Linked DNA regions of Mus musculus: region 2 is linked to region 1. Evidence: chromatin loops called from intact Hi-C (ENCODE). Cell type or tissue: gastrocnemius. All regions are shown on one strand. Each heading gives the region's core, and the rest is flanking DNA. Links, peaks and the distances in the headings are about the cores only.

Region 1 (5,394 bases), core at 69-5,068:
ATGAGAACTCCCTCGCAAGCCTAGATCTTTGGGTATAGAATTTAGCATTACAATACATAGCAGACAAACCAAATCTCACCAACTTTGTCACGTGGGTAGGTCTAGATTACTTGGAAATAACTTAAATGGTCTTAGGGATGGATTAGTTGTGGCATGTGCTTCTTTGAACCTTTTTTATTTATCATGTGCATTTCCTAGTTTAAGTTCGATATTGCTTATTCACAGTTTCCCCCTACCCCACCTTTTTGGGTCAGGGTTGTTTTGTTATATAGCCCTAGCCATCTGGAACGTCATTTGTAGACCAGGATTGGTCTAGTACTCACAGACATCCCCTTCCCACCCCTCCCCTGCCTCTGCCTTTGGAGTTCCGGAATTACATATTTGTCACCATGCTTAGCTGTTCTTTAGATTTATTTCATATGTATGAGTGTTCTGCCTGCATGTGTGCCTCTGTACCATCTGTATGCCTGGTCAGTTCAGAGGACAGAAGAGGACATTGGATCCCCTGGGACTGGAGTTACAGGTGGTTGTGAACCACTATTTGGGTGCTGGGAATCAAATCTGGGCCCTGTGCAAGAAAAACAAGTGTTCTTAACCACTGAGCTAACTCTGCAGCCTCCAGCTGTTTTTTAAATTAATATTCTCAGTTTTACAAATGACTAACAGGTATTGAAGAGCATGTAGCTCAGGTCATGTGATTTGGAACACTCTAAAGCTCTCACTAATGTAAGTCACATAAGCTCTCACTTTCCAGCATTAGGCTTTCCTGGGGTCTCTGGTGGCAGTGTTGTTGCAGGGAGTGCTGTATCGGGTTGGCAGGGAGAGCACTGTCTGGAGCATGAGGTGCAGCGTCTGCTCAGCTGTTTCAGATACACAGAAGGTGAAAAGTCATGGCGGCTCCTTTTCCTGCGTTACAGGCCAGGGCTGTGCTTAGAACCCTTTGCTCCACGTGTGTCTGCAGGGTCTCCAGGAGAGCTGCCATCTTACCAGAGTTCATGCACAAGCCGCTCTCATGGTCTGCTGCATGCACTCTTCAGGGTCTGGTCCTCATTATTTGCCATTTCTTTTCAGGTCTTGTTTTGTGATTTTAGCTTTTATTTTCTAAGCAGAAGCAATGCTGATTGTGTCATGTGCATACACAGTATAAAGTTTTTTATGAAATATAGTATAAAATAAAAATATGAGGGCTGGAGATATGGATCAGTGGTTAAGAGCTCTGACTGCTCTTCCAAAGGTCCTGAGTTCAAATCCCAGCAACCACATGGTGGCTCACAACCATCTGTAATGAGATCTGACGCCCTCTTCTGGTGTGTCTGAAGACAGCTACAGTGTACTTACATATAATAAATAAATCTTTAAAAATATCTGAACACAGACACGTAGTAAGACCTCTACTAAATTTAGAAAAAAGCAGATGTTTACTTTCATTACATGTTTAAAATGACGTTATCTATGTGTGGGTATGCTCTTCTGCCACAGTGTGCCCGTGGACGTCAGAAGATCACGTGCCTTAGCCAGTTCTTCACTACAGTGTGGGTTTTGGGGAAATTCCATTTTACTGGTCCTTATAGCGTTTTATTTTTATTTTAAGGCCAATTTGTAAATGTCTGTCTAGTTAGGTGTCTTCTTTTTTTTGTGATAAAATATGATGACCAAAAGGAGCTTGGGGAGGAATGAGCTTATTTTAGCTTACAGTTTCACATCGTAGTCTATCAATGAAGGAAGTCAGGAACCACCTGAAGCAGAAGCAGTGGTGAAATGTGCTTGCTGCTGTACTTGTTTAGTTTGCTTTCTTAAGCCATCCAGGATGACCTCCCTAGGGGTGGCCCCACCCACAGTGGGCTAGGTCCCCCTCCTTCAGTCAGTAATCAAGACAGTACTCCACAGATTGGTCTTTTAGACCAGTCTTACAGAGGCATTTTCTATATTAGCATCCCCTCTTCTCAGATATGTCTGGTTGTATCAAGTTGACAAATACCGACCAGCCCATTGTACACCTAAGAGAGTGAGGGCCTGGCGAAGTGAGTCCGCTCTTTGAGAAGGCACTGGTGTGATTCCCACCCAGAGCTCCAGTTCTAGTGGATCTGGCACTTCATCTGGCCTTGGTAGGCACCAGACACACATGAATATGCACATACACATACAAAATACTGTGAGGGTTCTACAGAGTTACAGCTTAACATAGGTACTTCCTTTTTCCTCTAAAAGTGGGCAGAAAACACCTAGATGGGTAAAACCTCCAATGCCATAAACGCATCTACGATACTTGGTGGAAAACAGTAGAGAGAAGTGGGTAGGAGCAATGTAGTAACTATCACAGTGGTGTGGTATCAGGGTTTGTGCAGAAGAAAGGAAGCACAGTGGGCTTAATAAGAATCCCAAGAGTTCCAAGTTTACCAGCAAAGACTCCCACAGAAGCATATCATGCGAGTCTGAGAATATCAGAGAAGCCAACAAAGTGTGTATGCGTTTCCTGATTCCCAAAACCAGTTAAAGCTGCCTTTCTGGCCAAAGCAGAGACTATTGTAAATAGACTCCAATTGAGCAGTTGTGGAATCATCTTGGACAAAAGAAAGGAAAATTGGGGAAGATGAAAATACAGGAGATCTTATTTATTTTAATCTATATTTTGACCTCCTTCCTGAGAACAGGAGAGAGAGAGAATGCTTCCTGAGGACAGAATCCCAGCCTCCCGGGAGTGTTTTACGTCTGCTGTGTGGAGGTCAGAGGACAGCGGTCAGGAGTAGGTTCTCTACTGCCACCTTGTGGGATGCAGGGATCAAACTCAGATGGTTTGCACTCACTGAGCCATCTCGCTGTTCCCTCATAGCAGTACATTTTATATAACGCTGTATAGATTTACCGTTTTCGCAAAGATTATCAGACAAGTATGCAGATTCCTCACTGGTGTAGAGGTCAGCGTCGGCACTGCCACCTTTGTTGCTGCTGCTTTTGTTGTTGTTGTTGTTGTTATTGTTATTTTGACGTAGGTTTTTGATTGCATCCAAGCTCAGGATGGCTTGGAACCCCAAATCTTCAGCCTTGGTATGTGAAGTGCTGGATTTATCGATGCTAGCTGTCATGCTGACTGCAGAGATGCTTAGTGCTTAAGAGCACATAATGAATTGGCTGCAGCCCACAACACCCACACGACAGCTCACAATCACTTTAACTGTAATTCCAGAACCTACATGGACATCAGGCACATACATGGTATACATACATACATACATACATGCAGACAAAACACTCATATATATAAAATAAAATAAAAATAATCTTTAAAACCGTTTAAAAAGGAAAAACTGAATAACAGAGCATTACGTAGATAGTTAAAAAAAACACAGCAGAAAAAAATGCCTGCTGACCTGATGTCTTAGAGAAAGCCCAGAGAATCTGTAGGATTGATGGAGGAAAGAAAAGAGGGAAAACCCCCACCTAGGTGCTGGAGGTTTAGGTGAGTTGACAGAGTGACTGCTCATTGTGAGTGAGGCTGCGCTGCGCTGTGCCCAGCAGGCCAGCCGAGCTGTGCTGGAGCACTTGGAGGAGCAGGCAAGAAGAGCAGAGGGCCAGAAGCCTGTCATCCTCAGCCAACCTGGGATGCACGGTACCCTGTGTCAGGGAAACAGATGAAAAAGTCCCTGCCTCGAATAAATAAATGGTGCAAAAAAGAGGTTTGAACTTTAGAATGAAAATTTCTTTAGATAAGCAGGTAGTTAATTGCATGCAGAAAAATGTTACAACTCAACAAAACTAAATTTCAAAGTATATACCCTAAACATTCCAGAGAAAGTAATAGTTACTGAAGAAAGGCAGAGAAGTTTCATCATACAGCAACAAGAATAATGCAAGGATATTTCCTGAAGTGGAACAGTTTTGCCTGTGTATCAGGGGGTATAGTGGCTATTCCTGGTTGTCAACTTGAGTACATCCAGAATGAACTGCAATCCAGAATTGGAAGGCTCACCTGTGATCCTGATCTTGAGGCTGGGAGATAGAAGCTTCTGACCTGGATCTTGGCACGGAGATCTTGAGGCACAGTGGCTATGAATCCCAGAAGACTAAGGCAAGGAGATCTCTGAGTTCAAGGTCATCTGGGACAAAGCAAGTCACAGATCCAGGCATGGTGGTACACACCTTTAACCTGGGCCACACCTTTTGCTGGAGACCTACATGAGGTCATTGGAAGAAGGAAGATTCACTCAAGAATTCTTCTGCTTGCATTTACTTGCCAGCACATCTGTTGGAATCTACCAGCTGAAACAAGTAGCCTTGAGGGACTGAGTAACTGGTAGACGATTGGACTTCCTATCCACAGCTGCCCATTATTCGTTGGACTACAGACTAAGCAGAATTACCGTAATCAGAGAAACTCTGCGAGGACTAAGAGAACAGCTTCTTCACTTGTTTGTTGAACAGGAAGCAGAGATGTCGGAACAGAAAGTTTTAAATACTACCCACCTGACTTTGACCCATCAAAGATCCCAAAACTCAAGTTACCCAAGGACCGGCAGTATGTGGTATGGCTGATGGCCCCCTTCAACATGAGGTGTAAGACATGTGGAAAAGACATCTACAAGGGGAAGAAGTTCAGTGCACAAAAGGAAACAGTCCAGAATGAGGCACTGTTGGAGTTTATCAAAAGACCCTTACTCACAGGATCACAGAGACCGCCGCCATTGCTGCAAAATGCATGAGGATTTTTATTGATCCAACATGTTGGGGACTCCTCTTTCATCACACAGGCCAGAGGAGAGACCCAAAACAGAGAAAGAACACACTTTTTATACCTTTGTAAGGGGCAGATTTGAGCAACAAGGTTCTCATTGGTGTAGCAAGTAACCCTTTCAGGCATTGGTTGGTTTGTATAGTGACTCAGTAACCCTTTGGCCTAGTCCCTCACTTTGCTTGCCCCCAACGTGGGTTATTATGATTTGGTCAGCAAAGTAATAGTACATTTTGAACTTATGAATCAGCTATTAACGTCACAGCTATTAACGTCACAGCTATTAACGTCACAGCTATTAACGTCACAGCTATTAACGTCAGGGGGATGTCGGGGATTCTCGCAACAAGGTCTTTGTCAGAATTCAGTGTGGGGTGGGGGGCAGGAGAATTGCTAATCTTGTTATGGTTATTTCTTTGAGAATAGCTAATATTATTTTGGTAGCTGCAGGTTTAATCATTTTGACTGCTAAAACTATGTTTTTACATTTGTTTAGTCAGCCAGCTTCCTTATCTGGCCCTGCACTTGGCCTGCTAGTACAGTTTGGAAAGTCCTTTTCGAAGGGGGAATGTACTGGGTGGTCTTGAATTCATTTCGGATATTACAGCACAGGCTTCCATTCTCTGCTGTAGAGAGGAACAGGATGGGGAGTTTGTTCAGAGAGAAGA
Region 2 (5,394 bases), core at 172-5,171, 150 kb before region 1:
CGGTAAAAGTGATTGTGTCAGGGCCTGGAGGGCAACTCAGTGGTTAAAAGCACACACTGGTGTTGCAGAAGACCTGACTTCTTCCCAGCACGGTGAGCTGATGGTGCTGCCCACCTGTAACTCCCACTTCCAGGGGATCTAATGCACGCCATAGGTAAAAACAAGTAGTTTGTTTGTTTGTTTGTTTTGTGCTTTTTTTTTTTTTTTTTTTTTTAAGATGAGCACTTTGGTCTTAATTCTTATATCCTTGGTGTGGGTGGGTGAGAGGAATTTCGGATTTGTTTATACTTAGAACTACGTATCTTTCTACACTGGGAGTCAGGTTAACTGTAAGGTTTCCAGGTCTTCAGACCTTACTCCACATCTTAGGGCTCATGCCTCCATGTCTTCCCTGACTCTGAGTGCTGCAGTAGAACAGAGTGAACCCTCACTGTAGCTCCTGCCCTGTATCTGCCTGGGCCCTGTTCACACCTCAGGAAAGACAGCAGAACTCCACAGCGCTGCAGCTTAGCCCTGGTCAGTCACCTGCAGGTGTTTCTGGGTCAGTTTGGGGCCATAGTTCTTATTTGTTGCTAAAGTCCTATATAAACAAGACTCTTGCTTCTGAGATGCTTGAAACTATGATGAAAAGTAGAACTTAGTGTCCACTGTAGTAGGGCAAGTGCTATGTATGAGCCACAGACGCTGCCTACAGAAAACTTTGTGTGCTCACCGGACTCAACACAGGAGGCCAGAGACCTGTTGGTTTCCATGTGCAGTGCTGCACAATCTCTTTATTGCATTTCCCAGGTGAGCCACCAGTATGCTCTGTTTTGATTTGTACTAATAATCCATGCTTAGAGAAACCTCAGAAAAAAAGTAAACCTATCCTAGCCAGGGGTAACCCTATTAATACTTTATATATCAGAATCGTTTCTAGGTACATCTGTAGATATATAGTCTCTTTAATTATTTTTAAAAAATAATTACATAATAAATACTGCCACTATCTGTATTTACCCAGTGGTCTGTATAGACCTACTTTCTGTGTCATCATTTATCAACTTCAAATATTATAATTGGCCATAAGACAGTGTCTTAGGGTCTCATTGCTGTGAAGAGACAGCATGGCCAAGGCAGTTCTTACAAGGGCAAACATTTCATTGGAGCTGGCATACAGTTTCAGAGTTTCAGTGCATTATCACTGTGGCAGGAAGCAGGGTGGCATGCAGGCAGGCCTGGTGCAAGAGCAGCTGAAGAGTTAAACAACTTGGTCTGAAGGCATCCAGGAGAAGACTCACATTCCACATAGGGCGGAGCCTGATCATAGGAGCCTCGAAGTCCACCCACAGTGACACACCTCCTGGAAGTGCCTCTCTGTAGGCCAAGCGTATTTAACCCACTACAGATAGTACGTCATATGTGGATATGTTATATTCAAGTCCTGACTGATTTGTAACACTAATCTATTTTTACTCCCACATTTTAACTATGGGATGGGAGATGGTTATTACAGGCACTGTTAGCTGTTGAAACGGTTCCCTCTGAGAAAATTAGAACTTTATATTTGTTTTGGGGAAGGTCATGTTTTGGAACATGATCTCTCTATGTGGTCCTGGAGTTTGCTATGTAGATTAGGCTGCTCTCAAACTCTCAGAGATCCTCCTGCCTCTGCCTCCCAGGTGCTGGGAATAATGGTGTGTTCGCTTCTTTTCTTTTTTTTTTTTTTTTTTTTGAGACAGGGTTTCTCTGTATAGCCCTGGCTGTCCTGGAACTCACTTTGTAGACCAGGCTGGCCTCGAACTTAGAAATCCGCCTGCCTCTGCCCCCCGGAGTGCTGGGATTAAAGGTGTGCGCCACCACGCCAGGCATGTGTTCGCTTCTTATTTGTTATTTTTCTGCTTTTTTTCTTAGAAACTATTTTAAAATAAGCTGTTCCTCACTCTGTTCAAGCACAAAGCAAAAACAGTCTGCCACCCTTTGTGGCAAAAATATATGTAGGCCATGAGCGCTCATATCATAAAGTTAGTTTATTATTTAAACATGTTTGTTTCCACAGGCACCAGATGGAAATTCCTGTGAGATATGCCATGAAATATTCAAGTCAAAAAACATGCGTGTGCTAAAATGTGGGCACAAGTTTCACAAAGGGGTAAGAATTATCTTTGACTACCTTTATAGCAAGCATTTTGAAAATAAAAATGGAATTTTTTCTAGGAGTCTATATTTGTGTTTACAAAAACGTTTTTAGTTTATAAATCTCCACATGTGTTCATGTGACTGTAAACATAGATGTTTTGTTTGGGAAGTGGATAGGGTTCTCAGGGCAGGGTGTCTAGCTCTGTGGATGACTGTTTCTGCCCATCATGCCAGGGGCAGAGAATTACAGGTATATAATAGGCATAGCTGTATTGGCTATGAGACTCAAAGAATTAATTCCTTGAAAGGACTTCATGACTTCAAGGTCTTATATGACTAAATAAATAAATTGTACCCAGTATCTGCTTGGTGTATTGTATGGAGCTGAGTTCACATGCTAAAGGTAGCTTCTGTCTAGGCGTTTGGTCCAAGTCCTTCCAGGACTGATCGTCTCTGTATTTTGGCACTGCTGGGTTGGGACAGATCAGGTTAGACGTAAAGTACTTGCCAGAAGGAATTGAAACGCTTGCAGAGCCTCCTTCGGATATGGCACCAATGCTTGGGCCTTCTGGCTTTCTGTGCCTGGCCGGCCATGTGACAGCAGTCTGGCAGCCAGGAGCAGCAACATGGAATGTGGCACAGAGGCTTGTGAGGAGCAGCATTGGGTGATTTTGTGGCCACAAAACTGACAGCTTGTACAAATGAGTGAAGGTAGAAGAGCTTAGACGGAGGCCAGGGTGTAAGGAGGACAAGGCCCTTCATGAGGTCATGAATCTAGTTCTGGGGCACTGCCCTGAGCAGACATTGATGGCTTAAGTATGGGCAGCACCAGACTTGGAGGTAACATGAGCCATATGTATCCCTGCCAGAGTCCAGTGATCTGAGAGAGCCGAGGCCCACGTGGTCCTGAGGGCACCAGCTGACTTTGCTTTCTCACTTGCAGTGCTTTAAGCAGTGGCTGAAAGGGCAGAGCACGTGCCCCACCTGTGGCAGCAGTGACCTGCTGTCAGAAGAGTAACTGTTGCACCATCGTCACAGACCCAGCCCAGGAGAAGATGGGAACCTCCTTCCTGTTGCTGTAGGTAGTCACTCCTCACTAATGCACCATGCACTTCATGAGTTAAAGAACAACAGTGTCCTGTTACCAGTGTAAAAACAGCAAACATGGAAGCTCTCACACTGTGCATCACAAAGCTAACAAATGGAAATCTGAATTGCAGTCTGTCCCAGGTTCCAGGCAGGTGACAGCCATGTGTGTCTGCAATGCTGTCACCATGGTCCTGCACTGTCGTGGCTGCTGCAGGATACTCTGAGATGAGCAGGTTCTTTGGAAAGAACTGCTGAGCTCCTCAAAGCAGTGCTGAGATTGTAAAGGCTCTCAGCCTCCTCAGTTCCTCATGTGGCACTGTAGCATCCCCGTCATAAATTTTTAAAGTGCTTATGATTCAATTAATCTACATTTTGGTAATCAATTATAAAATACTTTTTAAATTAGTATTGGCTATTTTTTTTTTTTACCCTGGGAAGATGCTGTCTGCTCACAGGAGTCCCACACTTGGCACTTACACTAAGGTTACCATGTAAGTCTCATGAGTCAGCAGTGCTTGGAAGTGCACAGCTGGCTAGTGCTGAAAACAGGACATAGTGCCCAGCGCAGGGCAGCCACCCTCACCCTCCTTCCTTATCCTTCCACCAGAAGAGAAATGTACCACAGTCCTGATGTGTTGGTGTTAACATTGTTCTGTTTGACTTTTGTGTAAAGTAATGCATGCAATCTTGTAATGTGGCCTGAAAACAAGCTAACTGTATTAGAAACTATTCAAAAACTAGGTATTTTTAGTGACCTGTAGGCAGTGGCAAATACAGACATGTGAACCTTGAATACATTACATTTCTCTCAAACACAAAGAAACAAACAAAAAACTTTTCCAGCGTGTTCTCTGCTGCCCTGGAGATGCCGTCACCTTCCACCCGTGTCTGTGTGAGTTGTGGTGTCTTAGTGACTTAGTATGTAGCTCACTCCTTATTCTGAGACATTGTCTGTGGTGTCCCTGAAACATGGTGTCCATGCTGTAACAGTGGAGTGCAGTACATGCCTGAGTACACACAGCAGCTTATAGTATCTGTCGGGTACAAAGAAGAGTAGCTGTTGAGACAGAGAGCTGTGCTTCGTGTCAGAGCCTGTGAACATGCCTTACACTTGTCCAGTAACTGTCAATAAAGAACATTATAAAAGGTCAGCCGTTCACTGTCGTCCTTGCCCAGGTCCTTTAGAATTGCATTCTGCGTGGGAGTTCAGGGTCCTGTTCTGTCAAACATTGAGAAACTGACTTTATTTGGGAAGAACAGGCAAGTTGCACCTGATGATCTTAACCAAGGATCTTGGGGTTATTTTAGAGGCTGGATTAAAACATCCCTTTGTGCCTAGATACTGCTCGCCAAGCCCGAGTTCCCAAGGCTGACTGTTTAAATCGGTGACTAGGATGTTCATGCAGAAATCACAGACTCGATTCTCCCGTTCATGTGGGCACATGCAAACATGCTGAGGATAACTTGATTTCTTGCGGGTTTGTTTCTGAGGCGCTTGTGTTCGTGGACTGCTGAAGCTGATTGATAGTGCCTTTTTAAAGGCTCTTTTGGGTATGCTAAGCACTAATAAAGGAAGCACGGTCTATTAATACATTTTACTAGGTATAGACAGGCTAATGTTACCAACTGGGCCTGTCCTAAAGGAAAGTTGTCAGACACGGTCTTTGGAGTGTCTTCATATAAGGTTGCTTTCACAACTGTTGATGGCACTGTACTGATACTTGGGACGCATCACCCTCTGGGGATGTGACCTCCTCCTGAGCTGCCACTGCTGCTGCTGCTGTTGCCACCACCGCTGCCACCACCAAGTCAGACTCCATAACAGCACTGAGTTCTCAAAACCTTGAGGAATAGACAAGGTGCAAATGCTCCTCACGGAAGGCCGAGGACACTGGCAGTCCTCCATTCTTAATTCCTGACCTCACAGTGGGACCCCGCCCCTGTTCATCATCTCCTCACAATAGGCTAAGGATACTGGCAGTCCTCCACCCTTAATTCCTAACCTCATGGTGGGACACCGCCCCTATTCATCATTTCACTAATCATCATTCCACCCAGCTCCATGACAGCTATAGTGAAAAGTGAGCACAATTTTAAACTTTTGCTCATACAATTGTGTTCATAGAGTAGCATTTAATTCATATAATATATAAATTGAAGAAGTGGCCATGCCTTAAAATTAGATTT

What was found. Hi-C counts contacts between places; a loop is a spot of excess contacts. Peaks named below come from ENCODE experiments on the same cell type or tissue, not always from the same donor. Only the 100,000 strongest peaks of a DNase experiment are listed, where the experiment ranks them.
Region 2: it touches region 1 in a loop (6-fold over the local background); 7 of 42 quality-filtered maps call a loop at or near these places.

What each region holds. Positions count from the first base shown.
Region 1 is chr16:94,615,953-94,621,346 of GRCm38, forward strand. All of the region lies in intron 2 of Dyrk1a (dual-specificity tyrosine-(Y)-phosphorylation regulated kinase 1a), which reads left to right. Among named protein-coding and RNA genes, the nearest start is that of Dyrk1a, 48 kb to the left of the region's middle. In gastrocnemius, for the core only: CTCF peaks have their summits at 1,341 (motif pointing left) and 2,770 (motif pointing left); a DNase peak (open chromatin) is centred at 2,751; H3K27ac peaks cover 3,570 bases.
Region 2 is chr16:94,464,865-94,470,258 of GRCm38, forward strand. Ttc3 (tetratricopeptide repeat domain 3) reads left to right here. Exons shown (of 46, transcript NM_009441.2): 45 at 2,039-2,131; 46 at 3,062-4,357. The coding sequence ends at 3,136. Among named protein-coding and RNA genes, the nearest start is that of Gm31323, 9.3 kb to the right of the region's middle. In gastrocnemius, for the core only: no CTCF peak of the experiment used is centred there; DNase peaks (open chromatin) are centred at 2,744 and 3,014; H3K27ac peaks cover 3,309 bases.